Regions from separate parts of the Homo sapiens genome. Here region 1 is linked to region 2. Evidence: chromatin loops called from intact Hi-C (ENCODE). Cell type or tissue: lower leg skin. All regions are shown on one strand. Links, peaks and the distances in the headings refer to the core of each region. The heading gives the core; the rest is flanking DNA.

The links. Hi-C counts contacts between places; a loop is a spot of excess contacts. Peaks named below come from ENCODE experiments on the same cell type or tissue, not always from the same donor. Only the 100,000 strongest peaks of a DNase experiment are listed, where the experiment ranks them.
Region 1: a loop joins it to region 2, with 5 times the contacts of the local background. A loop is called at or near these places in 80 of 110 quality-filtered maps.

What each region holds. Positions count from the first base shown.
Region 1 is chr17:48,717,926-48,722,925 of GRCh38, reverse strand. PRAC1 (PRAC1 small nuclear protein) reads left to right here and starts at 408. Exons shown (of 2, transcript NM_032391.3): 1 at 408-608; 2 at 1,027-1,207. The coding sequence starts at 534. The coding sequence ends at 1,125. It also overlaps a transcript of PRAC2 not described here. RefSeq lists an enhancer at 1-462. In lower leg skin, for the core only: no CTCF peak of the experiment used is centred there; DNase peaks (open chromatin) are centred at 3,115 and 4,288.
Region 2 is chr17:48,882,213-48,887,811 of GRCh38, reverse strand. The region is part of intron 2 of LOC105371814 (a long non-coding RNA gene); the gene reads left to right. Among named protein-coding and RNA genes, the nearest start is that of ATP5MC1, 7.8 kb to the left of the region's middle. In lower leg skin, for the core only: a CTCF peak has its summit at 2,955 (motif pointing right); no DNase peak of the experiment used is centred there.

The DNA of each region.
Region 1 (5,000 bases), core at 1-5,000, 160 kb after region 2:
CAGCAAAAGAGTTTAATCGCCCCTAGAATAATGCTGGCGCCCAGCCTGGGGGGAGGGTCAGGGACTTTGCCATTGAACTTGAAGTTCCAGGCTGGTGGTCTCCACCGCCCCCGCCCCCATTTTCCTAAAAGTTTTATGGGAAGAGGGAGGAAGGTGAGGGGAAGAGAGGACTTCTCTGGCCTTGGGAAAGAGGGAGGAAGCCAATCAGGGGAGGAAGGGCCACAGCAACCAGGAGGTCCAGGGAGATTCGGAGGTTTGCGGGGAGGCGAGGAGGCTGCTGGGAGGAGACACTCCAGCTTTCGCCCCTACTTGCAGCTATGAGGTGGGGAGCCACCAACCGCAGGCCTTCTTACTGAGCCCCGCCCCAGACTCTACAGGGAGAGGGGCACCCAGTGCTGTGCTCCCGTCCTTCCTCTCCTAGCCTAAGGCGTGCAAACAGAGCGCCACTGGGAGGCTGAAACCTTTAGGCCGATGCTTGCTTGCAAGGTCAGGCAAGCTGGATTCTGGTCCCCACCTTTGCAGAGAGAACAGCGATGTTGTGCGCCCATTTCTCAGATCAAGGACCGGCCCATCTTACTACCTCCAAGAGTGCTTTTCTCTCTAATAAGGTAAACTGATCGGTGGGCCAAGGGCGTTATCGACGGATCGCTCAGTATGGTAGCTGCATCAGGAGGCCCTGGGAGAGGGTCTCCCAGGAATTTGGGAGCCTTCAGAAGTTTTGGGAAACAAGGGAAGGGTGAGCAGCAGGCTTTCACCGATACCACCTGGCGGGAGCACCTACTCGCGGTTCCTGGAGAGACCGGCAGCCGCCCTGGGCAGAAAGGGACAAAGAAAATGTTTCGCAGCACGCGGGACCTGCAGGACCTAGGCGGGGGAGAGGCTTGGGAGTGGGAACTAGCACCCGCTGTAAGGTCTGCCATAAGACTTAATGTTTGTCTCCAATGGGATGGAGTCCTGGCATAAGCAAAATTAATATTGATAACGTTATTATTATTTAAAATTTGTAAATATTGTAAAATATTTTAGAAAACATCTACTTTGAAACATCTACTGGGCGAGACCAGGAGTGATGGCTCAGCCTGTAATTCTGGAATTTCGGGAGGCCGAGGCAGGAAGATTCCTTGAGCACAGGAGTTCCAGACCAGCCTGGGCAATGTAGCAAGACGCTGTCTCTATTTATACAATAAAATTTTTTTAAAAAAGGAAACTGGGTGAAAGTTAACTGTGATTATAACAATTTTTCTTTTTTAAACTAACTCATCCTTAAGGCAAAAGCTCTGGGCCTTAAAAAAATAAAAACGGGCCAGGCATAGTGGCTCATGGCTGTAATCCCAGCACTTTGGGAGGCTGAAGTGGGCAGATAACTTGAGGCCAAGAGTTTGAGATCAGCCTGGCCAACATAGTGAAAACTGTCTCTACTAAAAATACAACAATTAGCTGGGCATGGTGGCTCACACCTGTAATTCCAGCTACTCAAGAGGCTGAAGCACAAGAATTGCTCGAACCTGGGAGGTGGAGGTTGCAGTGAGCTGAGATTATGCCATTGCACTCCAGCCTATGTGACAGAGTGAGACTCTGTGACAAATAATAATAATAATAATAATTGCACCTTTTTCTCTGGGCCCCTGGCTTCCTTATTCCCTTTCCTGCACCCTCTCAGAAGCTCTGCCTTGCCAAGTGTGGGATCAATGCCACAGCAGGCATGTGTGCGCACAGGGGCTCTGGGTCCAGTACAGAAGCAGGCTGGGGACCACATGCTCACATCTTCAGCCAACCACTGATATTGCCAAGTCATTGGTCTTGGGGTGGGCACAGTAATCCACAAAAACACTCAGGACTCACCTAACTCTCTTCTCCCCACAGCTGGCTCCTTCCCTGCCAGTTCCCCCTCCCATAATGACAAAACCCACAATTGAGTGAGCACTTTATAACCTAAAGAAATTGAAACTAAGAGGGTAAGTTACTTGATCTGGGTCCCAAAACAGGAGCGCTTAACCTCTACCACCAACTGAAAAAATAGAAAGCCCAGGGACTCCTCTATTGTCAACATACCTCTCCCTGCAAGGCCCTTCAGACACTAACAAGCACCTGCTTCCATCCGGAGTCACCCAGCTGAGATCACACAGGTGCACCCAAACACCCTAGACCCAGCCCCTCCTCAGGCACTGGACAGATCTGCATATATGCAAACAGGGGATTAAACACGTGTGGACATTTTTGTCAACCAACTACTCATTAATTGAGTATGCAAAATCTTCCACTAGGGGTGGAAGACAGGAGGAAAGAGTTGGAAATATGCTCTCCCTTCCCACCAGGCCTGACTCCTATGCTGGTAAATCTTGGGTCTGCAGCTTCCCCATATGTGACCTGAGGCCAGAGGATTTTATTCCATGACCAAATGACTACAATCAGAACAAATGGGGAACAGGACGGGGAACAGGGAAAGAGAAAGATACACACACACACAGACAAGCAAGGCTTCTGGGAGTCTTCCCTGGAGAAGATGCTTGGAATATCAAATCCGGGAGGGAAGATGTGAACAAAACTCGGAGGAGGCCAGAAAATGCAGGTCGCGGTGGATAGAAGGACGGTGCGGATCCTTACTCCGGGTGAGCTAGAGCTGGCCAGGCAGAGAGCAGGGGCATCTCACAGGGTCCTGGACCCCCAGGCGAAGCCTGGGCAGTAATCAGACGTCCCCTTGCCCACTCAGAGGCTGATCGCCTTACCCTCATCCAGGCGGGCACACACCCGCACTACTCGCCAAACTCCGCAGACCCCAGGCTGAGGGCAGAGAGGCAGCTCTTGGTCTGCGGGGTCCGTACCCATCCTGTGGGCCCTCAGCTCCCCATCTCTAGGTGGGCCCAGCCCGTCGCCCCCGCCCGAGACCTGCGTCCAGCCTTTGTCATGTTGATGGCTGAAGCTCGCCGCACCTCCCATTCCAGGCAGGTTTTTGTCATTGAACTTGAGTCAGGCTATAAACATTCCTTCACCCCTCCGGAGCCAGGCCGAGACGCGGAGGGGTGGAGGGGAAGGGCGGAGGGGGCTGTGGAGCGACCCGAAACGCGAGAAACCGGGCCTCGCGCGGCTTTATCAAAGAGCTTCCAATCCTTGCCTTCCGGGGAACACCCGCCGGGCCTGCAGCTAAAAGCCGGATTCTTGAGGCCATCCGGCAAGTCAGGCCAATGTTTTGGTCGGGATCGACATGGTGTAACTTTTTCTGTTTTCCTCCTTGGCATTTCATGTTCGTTTACCTTATTCTAGGCAGTCTAATCCTTAATTTATTTTAATAATCAGGATAAACAGATGCGTACACAAACGAATACTAGCTAAGGCCGATGATTTATTAGAGAATGTTCGAGTCGGTCGTAACGAGGCCGTCGCCGCTCGGTTTTACAAGCGCCCCTCCCTCGGCGGGGTTATCCGGGGGGCTGTCGCCCGCCGCGCTATCCGATCCCTGGCTGCTACCAGGGCGGCTGCCGAGCCCCGCGGGTTTCCCAGCTGCCTTCCCAGGACCTGGAAACTTAAACTTCGCAAATGGGGCGTCTCCCTACTCGGTGGCGGAGGAAATAGCGGCCTGGAGAGCCATCCGACCCGGGAAACCGGCGCGTCTTTCCAGGCGACCCGCCGACTGCGGAGGCTGCGAGGAGCGGCCTGCTCAGACGGTAGTAGTGCTGCGTGTGCGTGTGTGTGTGTGTGTGTGTGTGTGTGTGTGTTTGTGTGCGAGCGCGTGCGAGTGTGTTTAAAGAATTCAGGATCCTGGAGCAAGGGAAGATCAAACACTCGATCTCCGGGTCTCTCCCTGGCTCGGTAACATCCAGTCGAAGGTGAACAGGGCGCGCCGGCGCGCGGGGAGGCGCAGGGGCCACTCCGTCTGGCGTGGGGCGCTTCGAGCGCAGGGCTTCCTTTCCAGCCGGGAGTCCCCCGCGGCTCAGCGACACCGGCTAATAAGATACCAAATCGGGCGAGACAACGAAAAGCTCCTGGCCTCCGTATTTGGGGCCAGAGACACCGCAGGGAGTCAGGTCCCCGCCGACAAATCGGAAGAGGCCTGCGGGAGTTAGCCAGATAATGCTCTCCCTGTCCTACCCGTCCCCACCAATTTGCCTTTTACCTGCCGCAGAGCTTGCTTGAACCAAAGGGGTTTGCGGTCTTCTCCTCCTCAACTTGCGATCCCCAGGCCTTCGCGGCCCGGGAAAGAATCCAGCCAACCCTTCTGCCTTTGTCTGACCTTCGGGGAAAAGAGGCGTGGGCGCCTGGGTCAAGTTCACGGACCTGGTCTGTGTCTTTTAGGACAAGCGGGGGCACCGTTCCCATTCTGACGAGGAGGGTTCTAAGCATTTGGGACAGTGTGGGGGCGAAAATGAAGCTGCGAGAAAGGACTTTCAATCTTAATCTGTTGCCCTAGTCTCACATCCCCTCCCCCTCCCGCAGCCCTGTAGAGGAGAAATAATTAGATCCGAAGGGAAGCCTTTGATTTGGAAAAATGCGAAGGTCTCATGGAATGAGCTTCCCAGAAATGGTCTTTGGCACTTGGGTAGTTTTGCGTTGAGTTCGGTGCCGGCGTTTATGAAAGTTAAGGATTTGCAGTATTCGGCACAGCGGTTTCTGTGGAATTCGATTCAGAGCAAACGAGATCACATCTACATTGCTTTCCAAAAAGCTTCAGACTCAACACATTGAAATAATTTTCCCCAACATCCTGGTTCCTACCCACCCCCCCCCCCTTTTTTTTTTTACAGGGCCTGATGCAAAATGATGTTCCTGCCCCTTAAAAAAAAAAAAAAAGAGCCTCAAAGTGGAAAAAAAAACTATCCCGATCGCAGCAAGTAGAACACGGGTCTTAAAACACAGAGCTACTTTTAAAACTTTTTTATAAACAGCCCCTTTTAAATTAAAAAAATTGTTTCAACGTGTATGTTTTATAATTTTTAACCACTGTTAATAGTTACTTTTTGTTCCCCTTCCCCTCAACCTAGTTATACACAACCTAATTTGGTTTG
Region 2 (5,599 bases), core at 1-5,000:
AGGAGTTTGAGACCAGCCTGGGTAACATAGTGAGACCCCATCTCTACAAAAAATTAGTGGGGCGTGGTGGTACAGGCCTGCAGTCCCAGCTATTTGGTAGGCTGAGGTGGGTGGATTGCTTGAGCCCAGGAGTTTGACGGTGCAGTGAACTATGATTTTGCCATTGCACTGAAGCCTGGACAACAGAGCGAGACCCTGTCTTTAAAAAAAAGTCAAATGGGCTGGGCGTGGTGGCTCACGCCTGTAATCCCAGCACTTTGGGAGGCCAAGGCAGGTGGATCATGAGGTCAGGAGTTTGAGACCAACCTTGCCAACATAGTGAAACTCTGTCTCTACTAAAAATATTTAAAAATTAGCCGGGCGTGGTGGCAGGCACCTGTAATCCTAGCTACCCGGGAGACTGAGGCAGGAGAATTGCTTGAACCCGGGAGGCAGAGGTTGCAGTGAGCTGAGATTGTGTCACTGCACACCAGCCCTAGTGACAGTGCAAAACTCCGTCTCAAAAAAAAAAACAGTCAAATGGTACAGCCTTTTTTTTTTTTTTTTTTTTGAGACAGGATTTTGCTCCTTCAACCAGGCAGGAGTGCAGTGGCACAATCATGGGTCACTGCAGCCTTGACCTTCCAGGCTCAGGCATTCCTCCCACCTCAGCCTCCTGAGTAACTGGGACCACAGGCATACACCATCACACCCAGTTTGTTAATTTTTTGGTAGAGACTGAGTCTCACTATCTTGCCCAGGCTGGTCTCACTACTCCTAGGATCAAGCAATTCTCCTGCCTTGGCCTCCCAAAGTGCTGAAATTATAGGTGTGAGCTACTGCACCCAGCCCAATCTATTTCTTTTATTTTCTTTCTTTCTTTTTCTTTTTTCTTTTCTTTTCTTTCTTTTTTTTGAGATGGAGTCTCACTCTGTTGCCAGGCTAGTGTGCAAGGGTGCGATCTCTGCTCACTGCAACCTCTGCCTCCTGGGTTCAAGCGATTCTCCTGCCTCAGCCTCCCGAGTAGCTGGAACTACAGGCATGCGCCACCATGCCCAGCTAATTTTTGTATTTTTAGTAGAGACGGGGTTTCACCATGTTGGCCAGTATGGTCTTCATCTCTTGACCTCGTGATCCGCCTGCCTCAGCCTCCCAAAGTGCTGGGATTACAGGCATGAGCCACCGCTCCCGGCCAGCCCAATCTATTTCTTTTCTTTCTTTCTTTTTTTTTTTTTTTGAGATGGAGTCTTGCTCTGTCGCCCAGGCTGGAGTGCAATGGTGCAACCTCAGCTCACTGCAACCTCCACCTCCCGGGTTCAAGCAATTCCAGTTCTGCTGCCTCAGCCTCCCGAGTAGCTGGGATTACAGGTGTCTGCCACCATGCCTGGCTAATTTTCGTATTTTTAGTAGAGATGGGGTTTCACCATCTTGGCCAGGCTGGTCTTGAACTCCTGACCTCGTGATCCACCTGCCTTGGCCTCCCAAAGTGCTGGGATTACAGGCATGAGCCACCGCGCCTGGCCTCCCAATTTATTTCTATAATCAGTTTTGCACCTGCCAGCATTTTAGTGACCAAGACATGTTAATCTAATTTTATTGGTTCATTGAATTTTTCGAACACAAAATATTCCTAAATATACACACATATGTAGTATCAATTTTAAGGTATATTTCCTTATATATTACTGACCATTACAATTTCCCAATTTTAATTGATTGGCAATACCTACTATTAATCACTACTCATATGCAATAGTGGGAGGAAAAAAAAAGAGACATTCACAATAGCTACCATTAAGAAAAGGGACACCTCCAAGGAAGCACCATACTTGGCCATTGGTCCAGGAGCTGTGTTGTGTCTTGCTGGACAAGGCTGTACAGGTAGATGATAGAAGCAGCCAATGACAGAACCAACAAAGTTCACAAGCCTCGTTTTTATGTAACTCACTTCCTGGACAGTGAGTTCTTTGGTCCCTATGGTCTACCTGTTTGGAAGACTTCCCTTGTATAACAAGCATCCTTCAGGAATGCTCCAAAGACAAGCAATGAGTAGGGTTTCCTGTTGGGAACTGTGCAGTTTGAGCCATCCACTTCCTACGATTGCGGGAATCTTTTGTATGTCTGTCTGGGGTTGTCTTCCTGCAACATTGGCTTTAAAAAAATCTCAGGCCTCGGTTGGCCAGCACTATGTATTGTTTCTTCCTGGTGCTACAATTCCTAAAACACCTGATGGCTTGAGCATTTCATTTAGCGGGAGTCACTGCTAAAAAACTCAAACCAGGAAGCTTGTCTTCTTTGAGAATTTCCAGGCCTGGTAAGGATTCAGAGCAAGGCTTGCTTGGGGGGGTTCTTTTCTTTCTTTCTTTTTTTTTTAGAGACGGGGTTTTGCCATGTTGGTCTCGAACTAACTCCTGGCCTCAAGAGATCCATGGGCCTCGGCCTCCCAAGGTGCCAGGATTACAGGCCACTGCGCCTGGCCCGGGGTGGGGGGTGCTTTCATCCATCCCAGTTCCTCTCCAGTTAAGGGCCTTAGCCCCAGGGTATGGATGGTGAATAATGGGGGTGGAGGTGTCTCATGGGAGCCTTTCTCCCCTAATCCACTTTTTTGTTTATTTGTTTTGAGACGGGAGTGTCTCACTCTGTCACCCAGGCTGGAGTGCAGTGACTGGATCTTGGCTCACTGCAACCTCCGCCTCCTGGGTCCAAGTGATTCTCCTGCCTCAGCCTCCCGAGTAGCTGAGATTACAGGCGTGCACCACAACGCCTGGCTGATTTTTATATTTTTAGTAGAGACGGGGTTTCACCATGTTGGCCGGGCTGGTCTCGAACTCCTGACCTCAAGTGATCCGCCCGCCTCGGCTTCCCAAAGTACCGCACCGGGCCTCTAATCCATTTTGGAAGGTTAGTCTTACATGGTTGTTGCATTCCACAACTATCGGTAGATTATCTTTAAAAAGGGAAGCAATTTCACATTTGTCCAGCAGAGGGAGCTCAGTGGGAGCTACTTTGGAGAGACCCGAGGTTTGGGTTTTTCTTTTCTTTTTCTTTTCTTTTCTTTTTTTTTTTTGAGATGGAGTTTCGCTCTGGTTTCCCAGGCTGGAATGCAGTGGCGCAATCTCAGCTCACCGCAACCTCTGCCTCCCAGGTTCAAGCGATTCTCCTGCCTCAGCCTCCCTAGGAGCTGGGACTACAGGCCCGCCACGCCCAGCTAATTTTGTATTTTTAGTAGAGACGGGGTTTCTCCATGTTGGTCAGGCTGGTCTCGAACTCCCAACATCAGGTGATCCTCCCGCCTCAGCCTGCCAAAGTGCCGGGATTACAGGCGTGAGCCACCGCTCCCAGCACCTAGTTTCTTTCATGTCTTGCTCAAATCTTGCCTTTTCGGTGAGACCTGCCTGATCTCCCTATTTAAGATTGCAATTGTCTCTTCCCTAGTCTCTATGAACTTCTTACCCATATCATTATTTGTTATGTTTACTACTGTATTTTTCATCTTTATTCTTTCTATAATTTAAGCTCCTTGAGGGCAGGGATCTTTGCCTGTTTTGTTCACTGTGCTTAGGATAGTACCTGGCATGGAGTAGGTGCTCGATTAGTAAATTATTGAATTAATGAATCAATACCCTTATTCCAACAGCTAAGATCTGGCCAGATGCAGTAGTTCACGCCTTTAATCCTACCACTTCGGGAGGCCAAAGCATGAGGATCACTTGATCTCAGGATTTTGAGACCATATTGGGCAACATAGCAAGACCTCATCTCTACTTAAAAAAAAAAAAAAAAAGCCGGGCCTCAGGAGGCTGAGGTGGGAGGATCGCTTGAGCCCAGGAGATCAAGGCTGCAGTGAGCTATTATCGTGCCACTGCACTCCGGCCTGAGCAGCTGAGTGAGACCCTGTCTGAAAACAAAAACAAAGAAAATATCTTGCAGTTTTCTTTCTCTTTTTTTTGAGATGGAGTCTCACTCTGTCACCCAGGCTGGAGTGCAGTGGCATGATCTCAGCTCACTGCAACCTCCGCCTCCCTGGTTCAAGCGATTCTTCTGTCTCAGCCTCGAGTAGCTGGGATTACAGGCACCCACCACCACGCCCGGCTAATTTTTGTATTTTTAGTAGAGACAGGGTTTCACCATGTTGGCCAGGCTGGTCTCGAACTTCTGACCTCAGGTGATCCGCCTGCCTCGGCCTCCCAAAGTGCTGGGATTACAGGGGTGAGCCCATGCGCCTGGTCAAGGGTTACTTCTTTTCTTCCCCCAAGAGTGTGACTTTCCAGAGCACCTCTGTTAGTTTGATTGCCTTACCAAGAACCATGTTTTCTTCTTCTTAATCACTCACCGGTTTGGGCCCGGTGTTCCTCCTCTGCGATGTTCTGTGTGTCAGCAACTCACACAGAGGCAGAGCCTGAAGCGAGTGCTGGCCATTCCGTTTCCTTGCTACTGACTGGTTAGTAAGCGTCATGTATCTTAGGCTGGGTTCACTAGAGCATAGCCTGAAACCGGGATGCTTGTGCAAGTGATTGATGGACAGACTGTTCTCCGGAGCAGGACATAAGGGAAGCGGGGGAAACGGGGAAAGGGGAAGTAAGGATCTGATCTCATTTGGAGATCAGATGCAGCCTGAGCCCATGGGGAGCTCCAGAGCATGAAATACTCCCCTCATGGAGCAAGGGGACAAGCTTTTGCCCTCTTGGAGGAAGATAGTGCCAATTCTGATACGTTTATTTTCTTCTGTTTTTTTTTTTTTATTTTTTATTTTTTTAGAGTTGGGGTCTTTCTCTATTGCCCAGGCTAGAGTGCAGTGGTGCAATCATAGCTCACTGCAGCCTGGAACTCCTGGCCTCAAGCGATCCTCCCACTTTGGCCTCTCAAAGTGTTGGGACTACAGGCGTAAGCCACTGCGCCTGGTCTATTTTGCACTCCCACCAGCCAACTATGAGAATACCTATTTCCCACACAGCCTTGCCACAGAGTGTATGGTTGAGCCTTTGAATTTCTGCCAATGTGATTAATGTAAAATAGTCTCATAGTGTGGTTTTAACTTGCATTTCTCTTCTAAGTGAAGTTCAGCATATTTTCACATATGTAAAGGCCATTTGTAGCCCTTTTTTGTGTGAGTAAACCATCACCTAATGCCTTTTGCCCACTTTTCTAACAGGAAAGGATTATTTTTAAAAAACATGCTGCATTAATTAAAGGTACATGGTAATCTGCTATAACAAAGAGGCACCAGAATCCAGGGGCTTAGGTAAGATAGATCCGAAAGAAGATCATTTATTTTTCATGTAGCAGTAAGAGGTGAGCAGCCCGGGGTTTTCAGAGTGACTCTGCCATCCTCAACATGTGGCTTCCATCTCTGTGGCTAAGGTGGCTACACCAGGTGTTACCACTTCTCAATCAGCAGGAAGGAGAAAAATGAAGAGCAAGCAACTTTCTTCCTTCTAAGCATGGGATCTAGAAGTTGCACAGCTCCCTACTGCTCACCTTCCATTGGCCAGAACTTAGTTTCATGGCCACAACTAGTTGCAAGGAGGGCTATTAAATCCAGTCTTTGGCTGGGCCACCATGTATCCTACAAAAGCTTAAGGATGGGCTTTCCATTACTCTTTTTTTTTTTTTTTTTTTT